Regions from separate parts of the Homo sapiens genome. Here region 2 is linked to region 1. The links are chromatin loops, found by intact Hi-C in ENCODE. Cell type or tissue: A673. All regions are shown on one strand. Links, peaks and the distances in the headings refer to the core of each region. The heading gives the core; the rest is flanking DNA.

Region 1 (5,383 bases), core at 325-5,324:
TTGGCCTCAAACTCCCGACCTCAGGTGATCCGCCTGCCTCAGCCTCCCAAAGTGCAAGGATTACAGGCGTGAGCCACCGTGCCCAGCCACATTCAACTCTTAAGGAAAATCACTATTTCATAAAACAAATTCATATTTAATCTTACTGCTCCTATCAAAGACTGAAAAAGTAACACACAGCTACTTTGAGAAGTAAATGACTAGAAAATGATTTAAAAACACACGAAAGAACCCGACCTGTGAAAGCACTTTGTACTTGCACAAGATTAACATATATGAGACGTCTATTTTTAAGATAACCATATAACATCTATGTGAAATTTTGTGGCAGGATACAAAGTTTCAAAATATAAGAATGCCCTTCATCTGCCCCCTTCTTTGTTCTGCCATCCTTGGCTCTTCTACAAGGCCCTGTGAAGAACTGGATCTTACAGACCCAGATAAGACTTTTGTATTATCTGGAATTATTTTGTATTATTTTGTATTATAAGGAAGAAAGGAATAACAATCAGAATAAAAAACTGAGGCACGATGTCTCATGCCTGTAATCCTAGCACTTTGGGAGGCCGAGGCAGGTGGCTCACCTGAGGTCAGGAGTTCGAGACCAGCCTGAACAACATGGCGAAACCCCACGCTACTAAAAATACAAAAATTAGCCGGGCGTGGTGGCACATGCCTGTAATCCCAGCTACTTGGGAGGCTGAGGCAGGAGAATCGCTTGAACCTGGGAGGTGGAGGTTGCTGTGAGCTGAGATCATGCCACTACACTCCAGCCTGGGCAATAGACAGCCTGCCTCAAAAAAAAATTAAATACATAAGTAAATAAATAAATAAATAAACTCCTATGCACTATTAACTAAAAGACCTAACAGTCCAAAGGATATAGACAGGAAAAATGGTGTTCACCCTCACTTATTAGTATTTCAGGGAAATACAAATTAAATCCATAAGCTGACACCATTTCAGTCAAATCAGATTGACTAGAATTTTAGCATTTCTTTTTTTTTTTTTTTTTTTTTTGAGACAGCGTCTTGCCCCATCGCCCAGGCTGGAGTGCAATGGCGCGATCTCAGCTCACTGCAACCTCCACCTCCTGGGTTCAAGAAATTCTGCTGCCTCAAACTCCCAAATAGTTGGGATTACAGGTACGCACCACCCACGACTGGCTAATTTTTTGTATCTTTAGTAGATGGGGTTTCACCATGTTGGCCAGGCTGGTCTCGAACTCCTGACCTCGTGATCCGCCCACCTCGGCCTCCCAAAGTGCTGGGATTACAGGCGTGAGCCACCACGCCCAGCTTGACCAGAATTTTAAATCTGACAATACCAAGTGTCAGTGAAGATATGAAGCAATGTGAACACAACATTTTTGATGACAGTATAAATTTATAAAACCACTAAGAATTCAGCATTTAGAAAATATATATCCTAGAACAATTCTTATACCTCTATATAGGGTGTTTATTTTCACTTTTTCATTAATTAAATGAATACTTATTGAATATCTACTAGGTTCTAGCCACTTGAGCCTATCAATGAGCAAAGGAAAAATGAACAAAAAAATAGCAAGTAAATCATTTATCGGAAGGAGGTAAGTGCTAGGAGAAAACGTGGTGAGGGCTAAAAGAACAAGATAAATACCATCCAGGGTGTGGGAAGTCAAAGGGAGGGCAGATTTCAGTCTTAAACAGGGTGTTCAAAGTCAGGCCTCCGTGAAAAGCTGGGATTTGAGTAAGCCTTGAAGTGGAAGGAACTGTTTGGGGAAGGGCTTTCCAGCAGATGGAATGACAGCCAGGGACAGCTGGGGTCTGGAGGCCAGCAGGATTGGAGCAGAATGGGCATGTGGACAAAAGTAGTGCATAGGGAGGCCTGAGAAAGTAGACTCTGGACCACTTATTTTGACTTTGCATGAAATGAGAAGTCCCTGCAGGGTTCTGGGCTGAAATGTAACATGATATAACTTAACTTTCAGCAGGATCACTCTGGGAGCTGTGTTGAGAATGTAGAGGAAAACAGGGGAGAAGCAGGGTGGACAATTAAGAGGATATTATAGAAATTCAGGCAAGAGATCACAGTGCTTAGGAAAAGGTAGTGAGAGATACTTGGATTCTAGGTAAATTTTTAAAGTAGATTTCCTGATAAGATTAAATTAGACATATGAGAGAAAGAGAGGGGAGGCAAGGATGACTCTGAAGCCTTGGGTCTCAACTACCAGAAGGATGGAACGATGGTCAAGTGACATAGCAGGCAGAGCAATTTTTGGAGAGGAGAATAGCAGTTAGCAGTTCAGTTTCATATACACTAAATTTGAGATCTCTATCAGACTGTAAATAAGATGGGTTTTATTACACCCAAATTTATAGATGTAAATAGGAAAAAAAATTGATCATTCAAAGTAATTATCTAGAATGAAAAGAAACCAATTGCCAGTTTAAGTCAGTAGTCTTCAATTACTCTTCTTTTTGAAAACAGAAACAACAAAAGCTGGCTATGTATAAATGCATTATAACATTACACTTTTAAAAGAATGGATCATTATACATAGATTTTTACTTTAGAAGCAAATGAATAGGTTTAAGTACTCTATATTTATGTAAGTTACTCAAACAACAATGTGGCTCTTTAAAGCATTTAATGATTGAGATATTATGTGACAATTTGCACTTTATAAAAATAATCAGGAACTATGGAGAATGTTCTGGATAGAAGCTGTTAAGAGAAAAAGAACTATTAACTTTAATTACTAAAGGAGCTATTTTGAGTCACTGTCTAGCATGGCAGGAAACAGGCCAGTATTAAAAGCGGTGAACAAGAAGAAAGACTTATGCTGGAGGTTGCTCAGTAATTTGTTTGACTATTAGGATTGGTATGAAGTGAATAAGCCATTGTTTCCAAGGCCTTAGGGTATTTTCTGAGGCTGAGGCAAAACAAGCTCTAATTATGAAACAAATCCATTTCAAAATCTACATATTCCAATTTGGATCCAAATGCAAGTTTATCCAATCTCTAATCTAAAATTTATCTTTCTTTCTTTCTGCTGATTTTGAAATAGCAAAGGGCTGCCATTCTGGTCATTCCTTTTTCAGGTTTAAAATAAAATAAAACTTAGCTCATTCACCTTTTAAAAACCTATAAATAATTCTTCAAAAATATTTACTTACTGGTAATTAATAAACACAAAAACGTAAACCATATATTGTTCCAGAGACATTACTACATAATCACCACTAATAAAGATGTGCAATACTTTCCCCTTTTAAAATTACCACAATAGGCTGGGCACAGTGGCTCATGCCTGTAATCCCAGCACTTTGGAAGGCCAAGGCAGGCAGATCACCTGAGGTCAGGAGTTTGAGACCAGCCTTGCCAACATGGTAAAACCCAGGTTCTAACAAAAAATACAAAAATTATCTGGGCGTTGTGGTACATTCCTGTAGTCCAGCTACTGAGGAGGCTGAAGTGGGAGAATCACTCAAACCTGGGAAGGGGAGGCCGCAGTGAGCCAAGATCACACCACTGCACTCCAGCCTGGGTGACAGAATAAAACCCTCTCTCTCAAAAAAAAAAAAAAAAAGCCCACAATAAATTGTGACTATAATCTTCTTAGCAATCTACATAAGGAAAAAAAGATATAATTACGTGCTTATTTTTATCTAGGTGAGAGTTTTGCAAATGCAGCAACTGATATTATAGTTTGTACGAATTCTTTGTTGTGGACTGTCCCGTGCATTGCAGGATGTAGAGCAACAGCCCTACCCTGCACTCACTGGCTGCAAGTAGCAACTCCCACAAGCAGTGTCAAGCAGAAATGTCCCCAGATACTACCAATGTCCTATTGTCGGGGGAGGATATGCAAGTGTGGGCAAAACTGTCTCCGCTTGAGAACTACTCACCTAGAATAAGAGTCCTAAATTAAACTAAAACAACATAGTGTTGTGGGTAGCAACTATCCGGGGCTGGTGGTGTTGGCAGTAAAGGAATTTACCAAGACAGTTGTAGGTAGAGAAAGGCATATTTATTACACAAAGTATGAAAATAACACTGCAAGAAAGCAACAGGCAGATCAGCAAGACAGGAGCTGACTACAAAGAGACAAAGGCTTCCTGGGGATTTTATAGGATGGTGCTTGTGCTGGAGAGGGCTACATGCAGTACTGATAATGCCAGTGCCAAGGTTGCAGTGAGCTAACTTTCATTTTTCTATCAGCCACAGTGTCTGGTGATAAGTGCAGGAAGATTGTGAGTTATTTGCACAGGAGGGCTACACGCCCTGGACCAGGAAGAAAGGCAGACTTAACAGTTTATCTGCTTTTTCTTTCTGCTTTCCCCTGCTCCTGCCAGCCTGACTCCACTTCCCTTGTTAGGACCACACACATAGTGACCTTGAAGTCCCAGCAACCTCACCATTCACAACTTGTAAGGGATTTGCAGTGAGGCAGGAACAAAGGTGTCGGGGGTGATAATTCCTTGGTCCATGCAGTAGGTCCCTATTAACACCCCCTTCTCTTCTCTGCCTCCATCACCCAAATGTTAGGAGAAATTAAAATCAGCTTCTCTCCACTAAAGAGTAAGAAACACTCATTACTGGGTACTGTTGATTGACTTACTGACCAATCTATGTGGCAGCTCATCTGACAATACTAAGATGTAGCCTCGTTTCAGGGACGTTGGTCCCTGCATGGCGCATGTTCAAAGTTTTAAAGAATAGCAGAAACAAAGGGGAAGAAATGCAGCAATATAGCAGTGTTATTGAAGACTGGTTATGTACTATGTGAGCGGACACATAGGCAGAAAAAACTGAGCTGATGAGTAAAACATACAGCAGGTCAGGTTGTAATGAATGAGAAAAAATAAAGTTCATACGGAGTGCTGTGGTCTGAGTGTTTGTTTGTGTCCCAAAATTCATGTTGCCATCCTCATTCCCAAGGTGACAATATGAAGAGGTGGGGCCTTTGGGAGGTGAGTAGGTCATGAGGACTGAGCTCTCATTAGTCAAATTAGTGCCATTGAAAAGAGGCCCCAGAGAGACCTCTCACCCCTTCCACCCTGTGAGGTTATAGTGAAAAGATGGCCATCTATGGACCACAAAGCAGGCCCTCATTACACTCTGAATCTGATCTTGGACCCACCTGTGGACCAGAAAGCAAGCCCTCATCAGACCCTGAATCTGATCTTGGACTTTCAGATCACAAAACTGTGAGAACTACATTTCTATTGTTTATAAGCTACCCAATTTATGGTATTTTGTTACAGCAGCCTGAACAGACTACAACATAGGGAAATATAAAAGGGCAGGGTGAAAGGTGAGGTTAAAATTTTAGCCATGGGTATCAGGGAAAGGCCAAACACTGCCTGAAAGTATTTTGAAAAAGAAGTATAAAGTA
Region 2 (5,383 bases), core at 318-5,317, 49 kb before region 1:
TGATGGCAATAATTTCATCCTCTGAGTACCCTGTATTTCTGAAGAGTTAATCAATTTACTGAATGCTTATTGTCTACAAACCACTGTCCTAGGCACTATGGAGGAATCAAGAGAGGGGAGACATGACTCCTGCTTTTCAAGAACCTACAGCTCTGCATTTACATCCAACCAGAGTTCCAGAGATATGCAGCATTCACTTGAGAAAAACCCTCAGAGCCATTCTATTTTAATGATTCATTCTGTTGCCTGATTTTGGAAAGCAGTGTGATAGAAATGGTTCCCTTACCTGGCCTGCAGTTCCAGTGTTCTCTCTTTCCCAGACACCTGGAAAGTATGTGGATATTCTTCATTTTGAGTCTCTACAATTTTCATTCCATCAATGCCAACCCTGGTTCGAACTGTGAATTTAGAGCCTACCAAGCTGAATTTGGGCACACAGTACAGCAACATGTTGTTGAACTGCAAGGAACGAGAACATATATCAGTAAAGAAAAGAAATAGGGGAAACTGATCAGGTTTTTTTTTGAGACAGAGTCTCACTCTGTTGCCCAGGCTGGAGTGTAATAGTGTGACCTTGGCTCATTGTAAGCTCTGCCTCCCGGGTTCACGCCATTCTCCTGCCTCAGCCTCCCGGGTAGCTGGGACTACAGGCACCCGCCACCACGTCCGGCTAATTTTTTTTTTGTATTTTTAGTAGAGACAGGGTTTCACTGTGTTAGCCAGGATGGTCTCGATCTCCTGACCTCGTGATCCGCCCGCCTCAGCCTCCCAAAGTGCTGGGATTACAGGTGTGAGCCACCGCACCCGGCTGGAAACAGATCAATTTTAAAGGTAGCCCTAGACAAAAATTCTAAGTAATTTCTAGACAACACAGTACTTCCTGCATGAGAAAAATTATTTACTAAAACACTGAGGTTTATGCTTGTATAAAAAATCATATTCCTACATTTTGAAAAATATATTTCCCATTCATGGCTTATACATATTTTATTGATATTTATGTAAATTAATAATTTTGTACTACTGCACTAAGTAAATTAGTTCAATAAATTCACAACAAATTACTAAGGACCTTTGATATACCAGGAGCTTAATTTCTTAACTTTGTAAGTTCTTAAACACAAGAATTTCTCATTGATGTATCTTAGAGGGCAAGTCTAAAACAAGGTGTTAGAAGACAGTAATATTTAGCAATTATGATTATATCTGAGAGAGGGTCTCACTCTATCACCCAGGCTACAGGACTCACTGCAGTCTTTAACTTCTGGGTTCAAGTCATCCTTCTGCCTCAGCCTTCTGAGTAGGTGGGACTATAGAAACACACCACCATACCCAGCTAGTTTTTCTTAGTAGAGATGAGGTCTTGCTATGTTGCCCAGGCTGGTCTTGAACTCCTGAACTCAAGCAATCCTCCTGCCTTGGCCTCCCAAAGTCCTGGGATTACAGGCGTGAACCACCATGCCCGGCCTCAATTAAAAAATTTTTTTTGTAGATACAGGGTCTAGCTATGTTGCCCAGCCTGGTCTTTAACTCCTGGTCTCAAATAATACTCTCACCTCAGCCTCCCGAAGTGCTGGGATTATAGTGTGAGACATAGCATCTGGTCAGCAATTTTTTTTTTAAACCAGACTGTTTAATGTTAAGCTTTTAAAAAATAGCCTATTTATTAGTTCAAATCTCATTAGAACACGTGAAAAAAAGCTCCAAAAGGTTTTTAATCACCATCCATATCATCGTCTGATTAAGGCCACAGCTTGCTTGCTAAGTTTTTCCTGTTAACACTTCTTTCCCTCTTCTATCAAGGACTTCTCAGGAGGATATTTGGTTGAAGCTGTGAATGTTGCAGGAGCTACAGAGCCACCAGCACAAGGGACAGAGGTCACACATTCCAGCCACCAACAATAACCAAATTGTTCCTGCAAACTGAGTGACAAATGTAATGGTATGGCATAAAATTTGTGAGTTATCCGATACTTGTCCTCAAGTTGGCTTTATAAGTTCAGCACTCATGCTGTTTTATAGAAATAAGTCCATGAATATGAAGGTTCTTAGCATTTGCCATTTGTAGTTACGCTCACATGACAGATTATCTTATAAATGTGTATGTTTCTCCTTCCCTTTCATGCTTTCAGGACTACATCCCCTCTATTATATTCTCCCTAAATGGGACTTCACATTCTAAACTGTCAAAAATCCTATATGAATCTTAAAATAGTTCTGATCACAATATGATGCTAGTCAATAAATATCCTTTTCCTCTTCGCATAGGTGAAGGTGGGAGCTCCCGCACGATAGAAAACATTGCTTACAAAGAAGATTATGTCATATATAGGAAGAAACCAAGTAGCTAGCCCTGTTCCCTCCATGAACCTTGTTCCTGTAGCAAAAGCCACCACCACCTTTCACAAATAATTACTTCTCTTTGGGTTTCCCCAGATACTGAAAAAAGAAGTTATAGCAACTATGGCATGAAGAACATTGACTTTCCCTTTCAGGGTAGGAGATTCCCTTTTATTTCATGCCCATAGCTTAGAAGTAGTGATTGGTGAAGCAATCTCAGACTAGCGAGGCAATTTCTAGAAGTCCTAGGTTGTGATTAAAAACTACAAGCCTCAATATTATTAAAAACACAGGGAGGGTCTTTCTTGATCTCTACTGTTCAAGTATTTATTTCAAGCCTCTAAAAATATATTTGACTGAAATAATTCAATTTGTTTTCTCACCAGTGACAATTTCATTAATGTTTGTTTTCAAAGGTAATAGGATACTGGTGGAGAAAATTTCTAGTGCTCGTTCTGTGTTCAAAGATTAAATAAGGGAAAAATTATCTGCATCTATCAAATTCCAAGGAAATAAGGAACAGAAAACTCCAAAGAGCCAAGAATAAAAAGTCTTGGTTGTTTTGTGGGATAATTTGGTGATTTTATTTTATTTTTTAACTTTTGGATGTCAGACAGTTTATTTCAAGAGTAGCTGCCATGGTTTGAATGTGTAAAAAGCGTGTGTTGGAAACTTAATCCCTAATGCAGAAGTGTTGGGAGATGGGGCTTAATGGTAAGTGTTTGGGTCATGAAGACCCCAATAATCTATGAATTAATCCAGGAATGGATTAATGCTGATTATAAAAGGGCTTGAGGCCATGAGGTGGATTTCTTGCTCTCTCTCTCTCTCTCACCATGTGATGCCTGCCTTCTGCATGTTATGATGCAGTAAGAAGGCCCTCACCAGATGCCAGCCCCGCAATCTTGGACTTCCCAGCCTCCAGAACTGCAGAAAATAAACCCCTGTTCTTTATAAATTAGCCAGTCTCAGGTGTTCTGTGATAGCAACATGAAATGGCTTACATTAAACAGCATCCTACATTAACATAAAAAACAATGAAAAAGTATGGTATGGAGGCATGAAAATATGCAAACACATGAAGATCATTTAAAAGCAGATAGCAGATTCTAAATACAGTTTGGTTTTCCAGACAAATGTATTATCTCAAGTGTAGGAAACAGAAAACTAGCCCTCATTACCTTTCTAGAGAGAAAAGAAAATAAAAATGGTGCTTCTGAAGTTTCTACAAGTAAAAGAACAAGAGGTTCCATGGGAATAAATGTGCACTGGCAAGGCAAGATTCTGTGACAAGCACAGCACTGGAGAGGGTGGATGAAAAGAACCAACATGACACTGGAAATGTTTCTAAGATGGTCTTCAAAGAATAAATGTGGCTCTCCTAAAATTCCTGCCATGTGACCTCATTCTCCTGGGAGGCAACGGCATATGTTTGATGGCTTAAAGTAACTGGAACAGGAGGGGTCTTTTCCTCAGTCACTGACTGCCACTTTCCCCAAGGTTCTTTGCCACCTGGACTCCAAAGAGCTGTTTAATTCAGCTCTGCCTCAAGATATTCAACAGAAACCTCTTTCCAAAACAACTCCCAGAAGTGAAAATTAGGCCGAGGCAATTGGTTAGACCCAGAGCTCAGAGTTTAACTGCAGAGGCTGTCACATTAATGAGGAAGAGGAGAAAGGAAAATGATCCTAGCAACTGAAAGGCAAAGACAGAGGAAAGACATTGGCTCCTGGTTATGTTGCCTAGAATGATGTATTAAGCACGTCTTTTTATTAAGTATTTTTGATTTTAGGCATCTTAAGGCCTTGTTGACACTGACAGGACTGCCCCTCCCAGGATTACCCGATTCCTAGAGAGAGTAACACGCCTTTCATGTGGAAACCAACCAAGTCAGAACTCACACCCGCAGTCACCCCCTGTATTAAACACTTACTCTCTGGGACACTATTCTCCTGCCCCAATCACCTCAGGGCCAGGACAACAGCCCCTAACCCCTAAAGAAATTATTCCAACTAGCCAATCCTAATCCTGGTGCTCTGTCTTGCCCATTCCTTCCTGCAGAAACCACAATAAAGGCTCTTGCCCACGTTTTCTGCTTGCTCCTCTGCCTCCTGACGCTGGTGCTTCCCCACTGCTCTCCCGCTTCATATGCCACACCCCCACCCCACCCCGATCTGCCCTTCCGATGGCAGTCATGTGATCTTTTATAATAGACCTCTGAAGAAGACTCTGAACCCTAACATGACACATCCTTGTTTTCTATTTAGCTATCTATATTACCCGTGAAAGAAGTACTTGTGTTTAGCACAAATGAGAACTTTTATAGTTAATCTGGTAAAAATACACATTTTTAAATTATGAAGATATTCACATACCATAAAATTTACTCTTTTAAAATGTACAAATCATGGTTTTTAGGATAGTTGTAAATTGTGCAACTATCACCAATTCCAGAACATTTTATGTCTCTAAAAGGAAACCTCATATCCATTTTCCATTCCTTGCTAGTCTTAGGGAACCACCAATTACATCCTCTCTCTATGCATTTGCTTTTTCTGGACATTTCATATAAATAGAACCATACTGTATATGGTCTGTTGTAACTGGCATCTTTCACTTGACACAACATTTTAAGGTTAATCCATGTAGCATATATAAGTTTTTATTCCTTTTTCTCGACATATACTATTTCATTGCATGAACATACCACATTTTGTTTACCTATTCAGTTAATGGACATTTAGGTTGTCTCAAATTTTTTGGCTATTATGAATAATGCTGTTATGGACAAAGATGTGCAAGTTTTTGTGCAGACACATGTTTTCAATTTTCTTGAGTTATAAAAACTTGGAGTAGAACTAGTGGGTCATATAGCAACCAAATTCTTTTAAAAACATGACTGACACAAAAAGACTTTTAAAAGTTTGTGGAAAAATGGAATTAAAAGAAAAAATTTATTTCAACCTAAGCTCTACCAAGTTCAATTTTGTAATCAATGATAGCAGCCATTTAATCCATCCTAAAGAACTGAGGGTCTTGAGAA

What was found. A loop is a pair of places that touch in the nucleus more often than their neighbours do. Peaks named below come from ENCODE experiments on the same cell type or tissue, not always from the same donor. Only the 100,000 strongest peaks of a DNase experiment are listed, where the experiment ranks them.
Region 2: a loop joins it to region 1, with 4 times the contacts of the local background. A loop is called at or near these places in 3 of 110 quality-filtered maps.

What each region holds. Positions count from the first base shown.
Region 1 is chr12:32,565,878-32,571,260 of GRCh38, reverse strand. The region is part of intron 2 of FGD4 (FYVE, RhoGEF and PH domain containing 4); the gene reads right to left. Among named protein-coding and RNA genes, the nearest start is that of DNM1L, 110 kb to the left of the region's middle. RefSeq lists an enhancer at 4,130-4,631. In A673, for the core only: no CTCF peak of the experiment used is centred there; DNase peaks (open chromatin) are centred at 2,800 and 4,120.
Region 2 is chr12:32,614,774-32,620,156 of GRCh38, reverse strand. It overlaps FGD4 (FYVE, RhoGEF and PH domain containing 4), which reads right to left. Exons shown (of 17, transcript NM_001370298.3): 11 at 287-459. Among named protein-coding and RNA genes, the nearest start is that of DNM1L, 62 kb to the left of the region's middle. In A673, for the core only: no CTCF peak of the experiment used is centred there; no DNase peak of the experiment used is centred there.